2 separate regions of the Homo sapiens genome follow, and region 1 is linked to region 2. A link is an interaction called in ENCODE POLR2A ChIA-PET data of the cell type or tissue named here. Cell type or tissue: B cell. All regions are shown on one strand. Each heading gives the region's core, and the rest is flanking DNA. Links, peaks and the distances in the headings are about the cores only. Region 1 has its middle 26 kb from the start of LL22NC03-102D1.18. Region 2 has its middle 21 kb from the start of GGTLC2.

Region 1 (5,377 bases), core at 109-5,108, 62 kb after region 2:
GCTATGTGTGTGTGCATGTGTGTGTGAGTGTGTGTGCACTTGCATGTGTGTGTGCATGTGTGTAAATGCATATGCTGTGTGACTGTGTGTGCATGTGTGTAATGCATATGCCTGTGTGTGAGTGCATGTGCATGTGTGCACATGTGCATGTTAGTGTTGCCAGGGAGTGCTTCAAGTATCGAATGTCCCAAATTCACAACTTTTCTATTTTCCTCACTTACCTCCTCCCTGACACATGCTTCTCAGTTAAGTGAGTTCATATGCGCAAGGCCTACAAACAGGCAAGGCATGGGCCATAGTCAGTGCTGAGTCAGTGTCATCAAATATTGTTATGCTTATATAGAACCTTGTCCAGGGTGGGCCAAATGTATGCCCCTGTCTTGTCCTGACAGAGCAGCAGAAAGGGAGACTGAGACAAAACAATGGCCAGGGCCCTGGCAACACGGAGACACCTTCCCACTCCTGTGAGCTTCACAGACAACCCTGGGTATGGGATTCCTGTCATTCCTTTAAGATTGTTCAAATAAACAGTGACAATCACTCTCATATGATATATGAGAAGAAGAAGAATTCCATATAAACCAAACCCATGACGCCCACACTGAAGCCTGCCAAGTTCTCTCCAGTCGAGCCCAATGGAGGGAGCATTTTCATGGGGACTTTTGAGAGTATGGAGAAGACCTGAGGAAACCAGGCTCAGCTGTGGGCTCCAGAGGCAAAGCTCTGGGATGTCTCCCCATGGCCTAGACCCTTCGCCTGCCACCTCTTCTCACTCTTTGCACAGATGCTTCCCCCAGGCTAAGCCCCCACAGGACCCTAATCCTAGTCCTGACCCTGAGCTCAGCCCAGGTGATGCTTCAGGAGATGGGACCCTGAGAATAAGCCCTAAAGTCTCCTCAACCTGCAGGCTCTGTAGTCTCTTAAAGACTCAGGTACCTCCAGTAGAGTTGGCCATGAGACATCTGTCCCTCCAACTGCTCAGGAGCAGGCAACAGTGCAGAGAGAAACAGCAGCCCAGGCCAGGCCCTACACTCAAAGCAGCCCCCAATCCCCACAGATCCTCCAGCGCTAACCTGGGGTACAGGCCCCACCTCTGCAGGCTGAGGTGGGCTCCTCAGCATGGCTAGGCCATGACGGGGGATGGCAGTGTGTCCATGGGACACAGCCCTGCTGCCTGCCTGGCCCTCATGCCCCGTCCCTCCCCACCCTGGTTAAGCTCTGCCCCAAAGGGCCCAGGTTCATAACTCAGGACACCTGGATCGGCTCTTGGACTTGCCCCCACTGCTCTCTGTTCTCCTGAGCCACTTAGTTTCTTTTGGCCACAGTGTTACCTGCTGCGAAGTGAGGAGGCTTATACTGAACTGAAGAAGCACTTTTCTTCATTCAAAATTAAAAGATAGAAAAACAATGGAAGTCATGCGAATGGGGGGATGTCATTTAATGGGCTTCAGTGGGCTTCAGACATGGAATTTCTTGTCTTTCCTCTGCAGAGATTCCAAGAAAAGGACTCGAAAAGAGCTTGCTTTCTATATGGTGGGAACAGCAGCTGCCAGCTAAGAATAAGCAGGAGAGTCCCAGTTTCATCAGGAAAACAGACTAGGCTAGTATGGAAATCCTCCCTGCAGAAACTCTGAGAAGTGTGGAATGAAATAAACATAAACATGAAATTAATCTGCCAACGATGGTGATGTTAGCTCACAACTAAGCTGCAGTGCCAGAAACATGCGGTGATTGCAGTGAATCATAGCTGCTCTTACTGGGTGGGAGGTGCACCAGTTTGCTTCCTAAGTGCATAGAAAGCCTGGCACGCACGTCTCTCTGGACTTTGAAAGCTTGGCAGAAGAGCTTCAGTTGACTTACTCTAATTAGTCCTGACGGAACAAAACCACTAGAGTAGGGCATTTCAACCCTGAGACACTTCTGTAGCAATTGTTCCTGCCCCACATCCCTGCACTGCATGTGTGACCTCTCTGTGGTGGGCTGGGCAGGGCAGATTGGGCCACACTGGCACAGAATGGGGCTGGACTCTCTGGTCCTCAACTTCTGAGGTGACAGGTGCTGTGGGGTCACCTGGAAGGAAAAAGCTCCTGGGCTGAGTCTCCTCCACCAGTTGGGGGCAGCAGAGCTGCAGCCAGCAGCAGTGAGGAGAGAGGCTGGGGCTGCCCAGCCGGGGAAAAGAGGAAGGCCTGCCTGAGGTTCAACAGGTGTCCAAGAATCAGTCTTCAGACTGAAAGTGAAGACAGTTCATCCTATCCCCTCAGGCTGCAGTGACCACGCTCTGAGGGTCAGACTCATATAGTGTTACCCCAGGACACTGACAGAAGCCTGGCACAGTGAAGGCCTCACCTGGGAAATGCTGCTGGAAGAGGCTGGGCCCAGGTGTCAGCTTGGGCAGCTTCCTCAGGAAGGGGATTCCCTGGAAGAAGTCCCGAGGTCAAGGTGCTCTAGGAGGGGCACAGTGTGAGGTGACGGGGTTCCCAGGGCCTGGGTTCTTCACCCAGGATGGCTGCCTGAGCCTCCTGCCACTCTCAGGGCCTTGTCCTGCCCTGTCCAGCAGTGTCCTGGGGAGCTGAGCCCTCTGTCGTGGGCACTTCCAGATACACCCTGCCTACCCTCCCTCTGCCTTTCCTTCCAGCTCCAGGCAGACTCTGACTCAAGGGCAGCTCCTGTGCTTAGGGGAGTCTCAGGTGGGTGGCGTGAAGTATTTGGGGCCCTGGTCCCTGCATGGGGCATCACCAGCCTCATTGAGGAGACACTCTCCAGAGGGATGGGGATTCTCACCTGCCTCAGGCCACAGCTCTGACCCCGGACCTGTCCATGCTCAGTGACAGGACAATAACCAGGAACCTGGCTGGAGTAACCAGGGACCACCCATCCTCTGGAGCTCACATGCTGTGCAGAGACCATGACCCTGGGACCCTGGGACCCTGGGACCCTGGGACCCTGGGACCCTGGAACCGTGACAGAATCCATGGGGCCTAAAGTTAGATTCTCAGTCCACTATGGTTTTCTGCTGCTTTTTGCAAGTTTACATAAAACATTGATGAGAAAAACATAAATAAATAACAGACGAGCTGAGGGTGCCAATTGCTTATCTCTTGTGGCAATGAGGGAATGGTATAGAAGGAGCAGCACCATGGCTGAAATGAGACCAGAGGCCCTGTTGACTCCACAGGGGTGTGTGGTTGCTTAAATGACCCAACTATTCCCACTGAATAATCAGCAAGTGTCCCAATGACACAGCACAGCATTTAGATGAAATGAACAAGAGGGGACTGAGTCTGAGGGACCAGGGGGAGGAAGATCATGGGTCCCTGGGCCACCTGCTGCTGAGTCAGGTGTCAGCATGATCTCTCGGCAGGGCCCAGCTCAGCCCCATGGCCAAACTCCTGGAAGGTCCACAGCTCTGCTGAGCCTGGCCCAGGACAGACCCCAGGTCAACGAGGTTTGGGACAGTGGTCATGAAGTCAATTCCCAAGAAGGTGACTGCGATCACAGGGCTTCAAGGCTGCAGCTGATTTTCTAACCAGAGATCCTGCTTCTTCTTCTTCCTCTTGTCGCCTGTGCTGCCCCCACAGCTGGTTTGGGTGACATCTCTCCAGGAGGAGTCCCAGAGGAAGTAAATTTGCATAAACACCAAACACTGACTACCCTAAAAAGCCTGAGAGAGAATAAGAGAGGCCTGGGGAGCCTAGCTGTGCTGTGGGTCCAGGAGGCAGAACTCTGGGTGTCTCACCATGGCCTGGATCCCTCTACTTCTCCCCCTCCTCACTCTCTGCACAGGTGCTGTCCCCAGGCCCTGCTCCAGGCCCTGCTCCAGTCTTATTCCCCACAGATCCCAAGTTGAGCCTGCCCTGAATCCCGAGCAAAGCCCAGACACAGCCTCTGGGTGCGACTCCTGGGAATGGGTCCTTTGTCTTCAAGCCCCCTCTCTTGTTCTTCCTTGCAGGCTCTGAGGCCTCCTATGAGCTGACACAGCCACCCTCGGTGTCAGTGTCCCCAGGACAGACGGCCAGGATCACCTGCTCTGGAGATGCATTGCCAAAGCAATATGCTTATTGGTACCAGCAGAAGCCAGGCCAGGCCCCTGTGCTGGTGATATATAAAGACAGTGAGAGGCCCTCAGGGATCCCTGAGCGATTCTCTGGCTCCAGCTCAGGGACAACAGTCACGTTGACCATCAGTGGAGTCCAGGCAGAAGACGAGGCTGACTATTACTGTCAATCAGCAGACAGCAGTGGTACTTATCCCACAGTGACACAAGCAGACAGGGAAGTGAGACATAAACCCCTCCCCCTCTATTTCATCCTCTTCCTCCTGCCCCAGGAGGACTGTGGACAAAGCCATGAGTAGGCTTGGCCAAATTCACCCAAATCTGAACCCCCAGGCTGCCCTTCCCTCCAGCCCTCCAGGCAGGCACTGCAGAGTAGTCAGTCTGGAGTGGATTTGTGCCTGGCAGGCCAGGCTGTCCTGTGTTTCTTTGCCTGGGGTTTGAGTTGTCGATGGAGGGTCTGACTGGAAAGACAGACACAGGGAGACATCCATGCAGGCATGTCCAAAGGGACATGGGGAACTCTCAGGTCTCAGTTGAATGCAGTCATTGTTGTATCCTCTGGGAAAGCATTCCTCTAGTGCATCTAAGACCTCCAGACCCACAGAGCCTGAGATCAGGAGGAGAGAATGTTAAATTTTTGCTAATGGACCACTGAAGACATTTTTGAGTGGAGCCACTACAATTTACTCCTTGATTCTGGACTCATGGATCCTGACTGTGGGAGAAACAGCACCATCTATTGGGCACTGATGCACAGAACATGCCCTATCCTGGAAGACATTGTCCAGCCCTACACATACTTGCCACTTGCCTGGTGCAGTAATGGTGTCTCCAAGCAGTCATTAAACCATTCATATAAGCCATATGTCTCAGAATGTTTGGGACAAGAGTAAGAATCTTGATTGCCAGAAGAAAAGGCCCATAGCCCTTTATTTGCAGTGAAATGAATTCCTTGGTCAGAACCTCCTGTGGAATACCATCATGATGGGTGCGTCATTCTGTAATCCAGAGACAACAGTTTTGGCAGAAGCATTGCTGTCAATGAAAGCAAATCCTCTGTAGAATAAATGTCAATTCTAGTAAGAAAAAAGAGCTATTCCTGCCATGATGGAAGAGTGCAAACGAAATTAATATTAAGCAGGCCCCTGGCTGTTTTCCACAGAGAAAGTCATCCTATAGGGATCTCTGTGTTAGTCTCTGCTGTTGGCAGATGGTCACTCAGCAGTGGCTACAGCCAGGCCAGCTCCAGTTAGTGGAAATCGACATTGATGAGCCCATGGACAGCCTCCATCCCTGCCACCATGGGCGCTTTTTTTTATGGAG
Region 2 (5,377 bases), core at 178-5,177:
AAGATATAATACCCCTAGTATGTTGTTTTTTGGATATTCTACTTGCTCCTGATGGTTAATTTATGTGTCAACTTGGCTAAGCTATGGTGTCCCGTTGTTTGGTCAAATACTTGTCAATATCTTGCTGGGAGGTTATTTCATAGATGTGATTAACACTGACAGTCAATTGACTTTAAGTAAAACAGATCACCCACCATAATATGGGTGGGCCACCTCCAATCAGTTGAAGGCCTTAAGAACAAAAACTGAGGTTTCCCAGAGAAGCAGGAATTCTGCTTCAAGACTGTAACACACAAACCCTGCCTGAGTTTCTGGCCTGCTGACTGCTCTACAGATTTTAGGTTCCAGACTTCGAGATCAACTCTTACCTGAATTTATAGCCTGCTGGTTTGCCCTACAGATTTTAAACTTGCTAGTCCCCACAATTATGTAAGCCAATTCCTAAATAAATCTCTCTATGTATAACCTATTGGTTTAGCTTCTCTGAAAAGCTTTCACATCCAGTTTCCTGGATGTTAAGAATTACTGAAACTAGCTAGTAACTTACTTTTTTTTTTTTTTTTTTTGAGACAGAGTTTTGGTCTTGTTGCCCAGGCTGGAATGCAATGGCACAATCTCAGCTCACCTCAACCTCCACTTCCTGGGTCCAAGCAATTCTCTTCCCTCAGCCTCCTGAGTAGCTGGGATTACAGGCATATGCCACCATGCTTGGCTAATTTTTGTATTTTTAGTAGAGACACGGCTTCTCCATGTTGGTCAGGCTGGTCTTGAACTCCCAACCTCAGGTGATCCGCCGCCTTGGCCTCACAAAGTGCCTCACATGAGCCACCACGCCTGGCTCCTAGTAAATTCTTCTTTTCCGTGATGTGTCTCTTACCTCTAATAATACTTTTCTTCTTAAAGTCTACTTCATTAAAAATAGTTATGCTGGGCATGGTGGCTCATGGCTGTAATCTCGGCACTTTGTTGGAGGTCGAGGTGGGTGGATCACTGAAGCCCAGGAGTTCAAGACCAGCCTGGGCAACATGGCGAGACCCTGCCTCTACAAAAAATACAAAAATTAGCTGGGTGTGGCTAATATAATTCTAAGTTGGCACACTTGTAGTCCCAGCTACTTGGGATGCTGAGGTGGGAGAATCGCTTGAGCCTAGAAGGGAGAGATTGCTGTAAGCCAAGATCACATCATTGCACTCCAGCCTGGGAGACAGTGAGGCTCTATCTCCAAAAAAAAAAAAAAAAAAAAAAAAAGTTATACAGCTTTCTTGGTTAGTACATGCATGACATATTTTTCATTATTTTCTACCTCTCTGTATCCTTATATAAAAGGCATTAGTTGGGTTTTACTTTATTTTCAATTATTTTAATTTTTATTGTCCTTTTAAATGTAACTAATGATTTATTTACGTTGAAACCCACCACCAATTTGTTTTCCATGCCTATTCTATTTCTTCTTATCTCCTCTCACATCTTGTTTTGGATTTATTATTTTTATTATTTAATTTCCTCCTTCTCTATTAGTTTCATAACTGTGCAGTCTTAGAGTTATTTTAAAAGATGACAGTGGATTATTTTAGAGCTTACAACATGCATCCTTCACTTATCAAAGCCTAACATGAGCTAGTACTTTTTGTTGTGGTTGAGACAGAGAGAGTCTTCCTCTGCTGCCCAGGCTGGAGTGCAGTGGAGCAATCTTGGTTCACTGCAACCTCCACTTCTTGGGTTCAAGCAATTCTCCTGCTTCAGTCACCTGAGTAGCTGGGACCACAGGTGTGCACCACTATGCCCGGCTAATTTTTGTATTCTTTTTTAGTAGAGACAGGGTTTCACCATGTTGGCCAGGCTGGTCTTGAACTCCTGACCTTAAGAGATCTGCTTACCTCGGCGTCCTAAAGTGTTGGGATTACAGGCGTGAGCCACCACGCCCAGCCTATGAGTTAGTACTTCTATCCTCTTCCTAGTCAGTAGAAGAACCTTGGAACAGGAACTAAATTTACCCCCAGTGACTTATATGCTAATATTTTTGTGTATTTTAAACATATGTGTGTGCATAGATGTATCTGTGTGTTTTTTGTGTTTTTATTCTTATTTATGTTGAGAGTGTAGAGCTATGTAAGAGTAAAGAGAATTGTGTAATGAAGCCCCGAGTATCCATTCAATTTCAACAACAATCTTATGGCCAAGCTCATTTCATGTATACTCTTTCCTGCTTCCCTCTACCCCACATTATTTCAGTGCAAATCCCAGATATATAACTGTACCCATACATATTTCAGTATGTTTTATTTATTTTAAACCCCACAAGATATCATTTTCTATACTACTGTAATTTCATACCAATAACATTCATTTAGATTTACCCACACATCTACCTCTTCTGTTACCCTTTATTTTTATTTATAAAAATATCTTTGGGAAAAAATATCCTTCAGCACATGGTCAAGGATCTCCTGAGGGCTATGTCATGGACAAAATATACATATATATTCCATATATATACACACATATACACACACACATATATACACATACACACACACACACACACACACACACACACACACACATATATATTCCACTTTCACTTTTTTGTTTGTTTTTTGAGACCGAGTCTTGCTCTGTGGCCCAGGCTGGAGTGCAGTGGTGGGATCTCAGCTCACTGCAACTTCTACCTCCTGGGTTCAGGTGATTCTCCCGTCTCAGCCTCCTGAGTAGCTGGGATTACAGGTGTTAGCCATCACGTCTGGCTAATTTTTGTTTGTTTGTTTGTTTTTGAGACGGAGTATCACTCTGTTGCCCAGGCTGGAGTGCAGTGGCATGATCTCGGCTCACTGCAACCTCCATCTCCCTGGTTCAAGCAATTCCCCTGCCTCAGCCTTCCAAGGAGCTGGGATTACAGGTGCATGCCACCATGCCTGGATAATTTTTTTGTATTTGTAGTAGAGACCGGGTTTCCCTATGATGGTCAGACTAGTCTTGAACTTCTGACTTCAGGCAATCCGCCCACCTCGGCCTCTCAAAGTGCTGGGATTATAGGCATGAGCCACCGTGACTGGCCTGTTTTTTTTTTTTTTGAGATGGAGTTTTGCTCTGTCACCCTGGCTGGAGTGCAGTGGCAAGATCTTGGCTCACTGCAACCTCCACCTCTCGGGTTCAAGCAATTCTTGTGCCTCAGCCTCCTGAGTAGCTGGGATTACAGGCATCCACCACCACATCTGGCTAATTTGTGTATTTTTGGTAGAGATGGGGTTTCACCATGTTGGCCAGGCTGGTCTCGAACTTCTGACCTCAGGTGATCCACCTGCCTCGGCCTTCCAAAGTGCTGGGATTACAGGGAGGAGCCACCATGCCCAGCCATTTTCACTTTTGAAGGATATTGTTAGTGAGCATAGAATTCTAGGTTGGCAGATATTTTCTTTCCTCAGTTTGAAAACATGATTCCTTGTATCTGATTTCTCCTGCTTTTATTGGGAAGCCAATTCTCAATCTAATTTTGCTCATTTGAAGGCAATGGCTTTTTATGTTGTTGTGTTTTCTGAGATGGAGTCTTACTCTGTCGCCCAGGCTGGAGTGCAGTAGTGCAATCTCAGCTCACTGCAACCTCTGCCTCCTGGGTTCAAGTGATTCTTCTGCCTCAGCCTCCCAAGTAGCTGGGATTACAGGTGTCCACCATCACACCTGGCTAATTGTTGTATTTTTAATAGAGATGAACTTTTGCCATGTTGGTCAGGCTGATCCCAAACTCCTCATTTCAGGTGATCCGCCCGCCTCAGCCTCCCAAATGCTGGGATTACAGGCATGAGCCAGCCCCCAACCCTGGCCTGAAGGCAGTATCTTTTTTCCTCTGGCTGCTTTGAAAAGTTTTGTCTTTGTTTTGAGCAGTTTACACTGATGCATTGAGGTGGCTCTTCATTCCATGACTTGATTCTTTTTTGTCCATTTTAGAAAATTGTCAGCTTTATCTCTTCAAGTATTACGTCTTCCCCATCCTCTCTCTACTCTCCTTATGAGACTCCAATTTCACATGACTTATGCCTTGTTAAAGTATCCCCCATGTCTCTTAATCCATTCCTGTATGTTCTATCTATTTTTCTCTTTGTACTTCAATTTGTATAGTTTGTATCAAACTATCTCCCAATTAGCCGGGCGTGGTGGTGGGTGCCTGTAATCCCAGCTACTTGGGAGGCTGAGGCAGGAGAATTGCTTGAACCCGGGATGTGGAAGTTGTAGTGAGCCGAGATCATGCCACTGCACTCTAGCCTGGGCAACAGAGTGAGACCCTGTCTCAATAAATAAATAAATACATACATACATACATACATACATACATACATACATACATACCAGTTCACTATTTTTTTTATGTTTGTGTCTAGTGTGCTGTTCAAATTGAGTTCCTAATTCCATTTTTTTTGAGACTTTTTTTTTTTGAGTCTCTATCTGTTGCCCAGGCTGGAGTTCAGTGGTGCAATCTCAACTCACTGTAGCCTCCATCTCCCAGGTTCAAGGGATTCTCATGCCTCAGCCTCTCGAGTAACTGGGATTACCACCATGCCTAACTCATTTTTGTATTTTTAGTAGAGATGGGGTTCTGCCATGTTGGCCAGGCTGGTCTTGAACTCCTGGCCTCATGTGATTGGCCTACCTCTGTCTCCCAAAGTGCTGGGATTATAGGCCTAAGCCACCACTCCCAGCCTCCATTTTTTTTTTTTTTTTTTTTTTTGAGACGGAGTCTCGCTCTGTCGCCCAGGCTGGAGTAGAGTGGTGCGATCTCGGCTCACTGCAACCTCCCCCTCCCAGTTCAAGTGATTCTCCTGCCTCAGCCTCCCGAGTAGCTGGGACTACAGGAGCATGCCACCATGCCTGGCTAATTTTTGTAATTTTAGTAGAGATGGGGTTTCACCATATTGGTCAGGCTGGTCTTGAACTTCTGACCTCAGGTGATCCACCCACCTCAGCCTCCCATAGTGCTGGGATTACAGGCATGAGTCACCACACCTAGTGCATCCATTTTTTGTAGCTGCCAGTTTTCTGATGAAATTCTTAATTATTTCTTTATATCCTTGATACACATGTAAAGAATTTATTTTAAAGTACATGGTCTGATGATTTTATATTCTGGAGATCCTATGGGCCTTTTTCAAAGTTGTCTGTGCTTTCTCTTGAGTTTTGTTCCTGCTGTCTTATTTCCTTGTTTGCTTGGTTGTTTTTAATTTGGCAATGGAAGTTGTGTATAAAAATTGTTACAAATAATTTTTTTTTTTTGAGATGGAGTCTCGCTTTGTTGCCCAAGCTGGAGTGCAATGATGTGATCTCGGCTCACTGCAACCTCTGCATCCCAGGGTTCAATTCTCCTACCTCAGCCTCCCAAGTAGCTGGG

The links. Peaks named below come from ENCODE experiments on the same cell type or tissue, not always from the same donor. Only the 100,000 strongest peaks of a DNase experiment are listed, where the experiment ranks them.
Region 1: POLR2A ChIA-PET joins it to region 2 with 5 read pairs; 3 of 35 experiments call an interaction of 5 or more read pairs at or near these places.

The regions. Positions count from the first base shown.
Region 1 is chr22:22,683,032-22,688,408 of GRCh38, forward strand. It overlaps IGL and IGLV3-25. Among named protein-coding and RNA genes, the nearest start is that of LL22NC03-102D1.18, 26 kb to the right of the region's middle. In B cell, for the core only: CTCF peaks have their summits at 2,088 (motif pointing right), 2,289, 4,756 (motif pointing left) and 4,957; DNase peaks (open chromatin) are centred at 2,160, 3,580, 4,278 and 4,800; H3K4me3 peaks cover 776 bases; H3K27ac peaks cover 1,728 bases.
Region 2 is chr22:22,620,864-22,626,240 of GRCh38, forward strand. It overlaps IGL. Among named protein-coding and RNA genes, the nearest start is that of GGTLC2, 21 kb to the right of the region's middle. In B cell, for the core only: no CTCF peak of the experiment used is centred there; no DNase peak of the experiment used is centred there.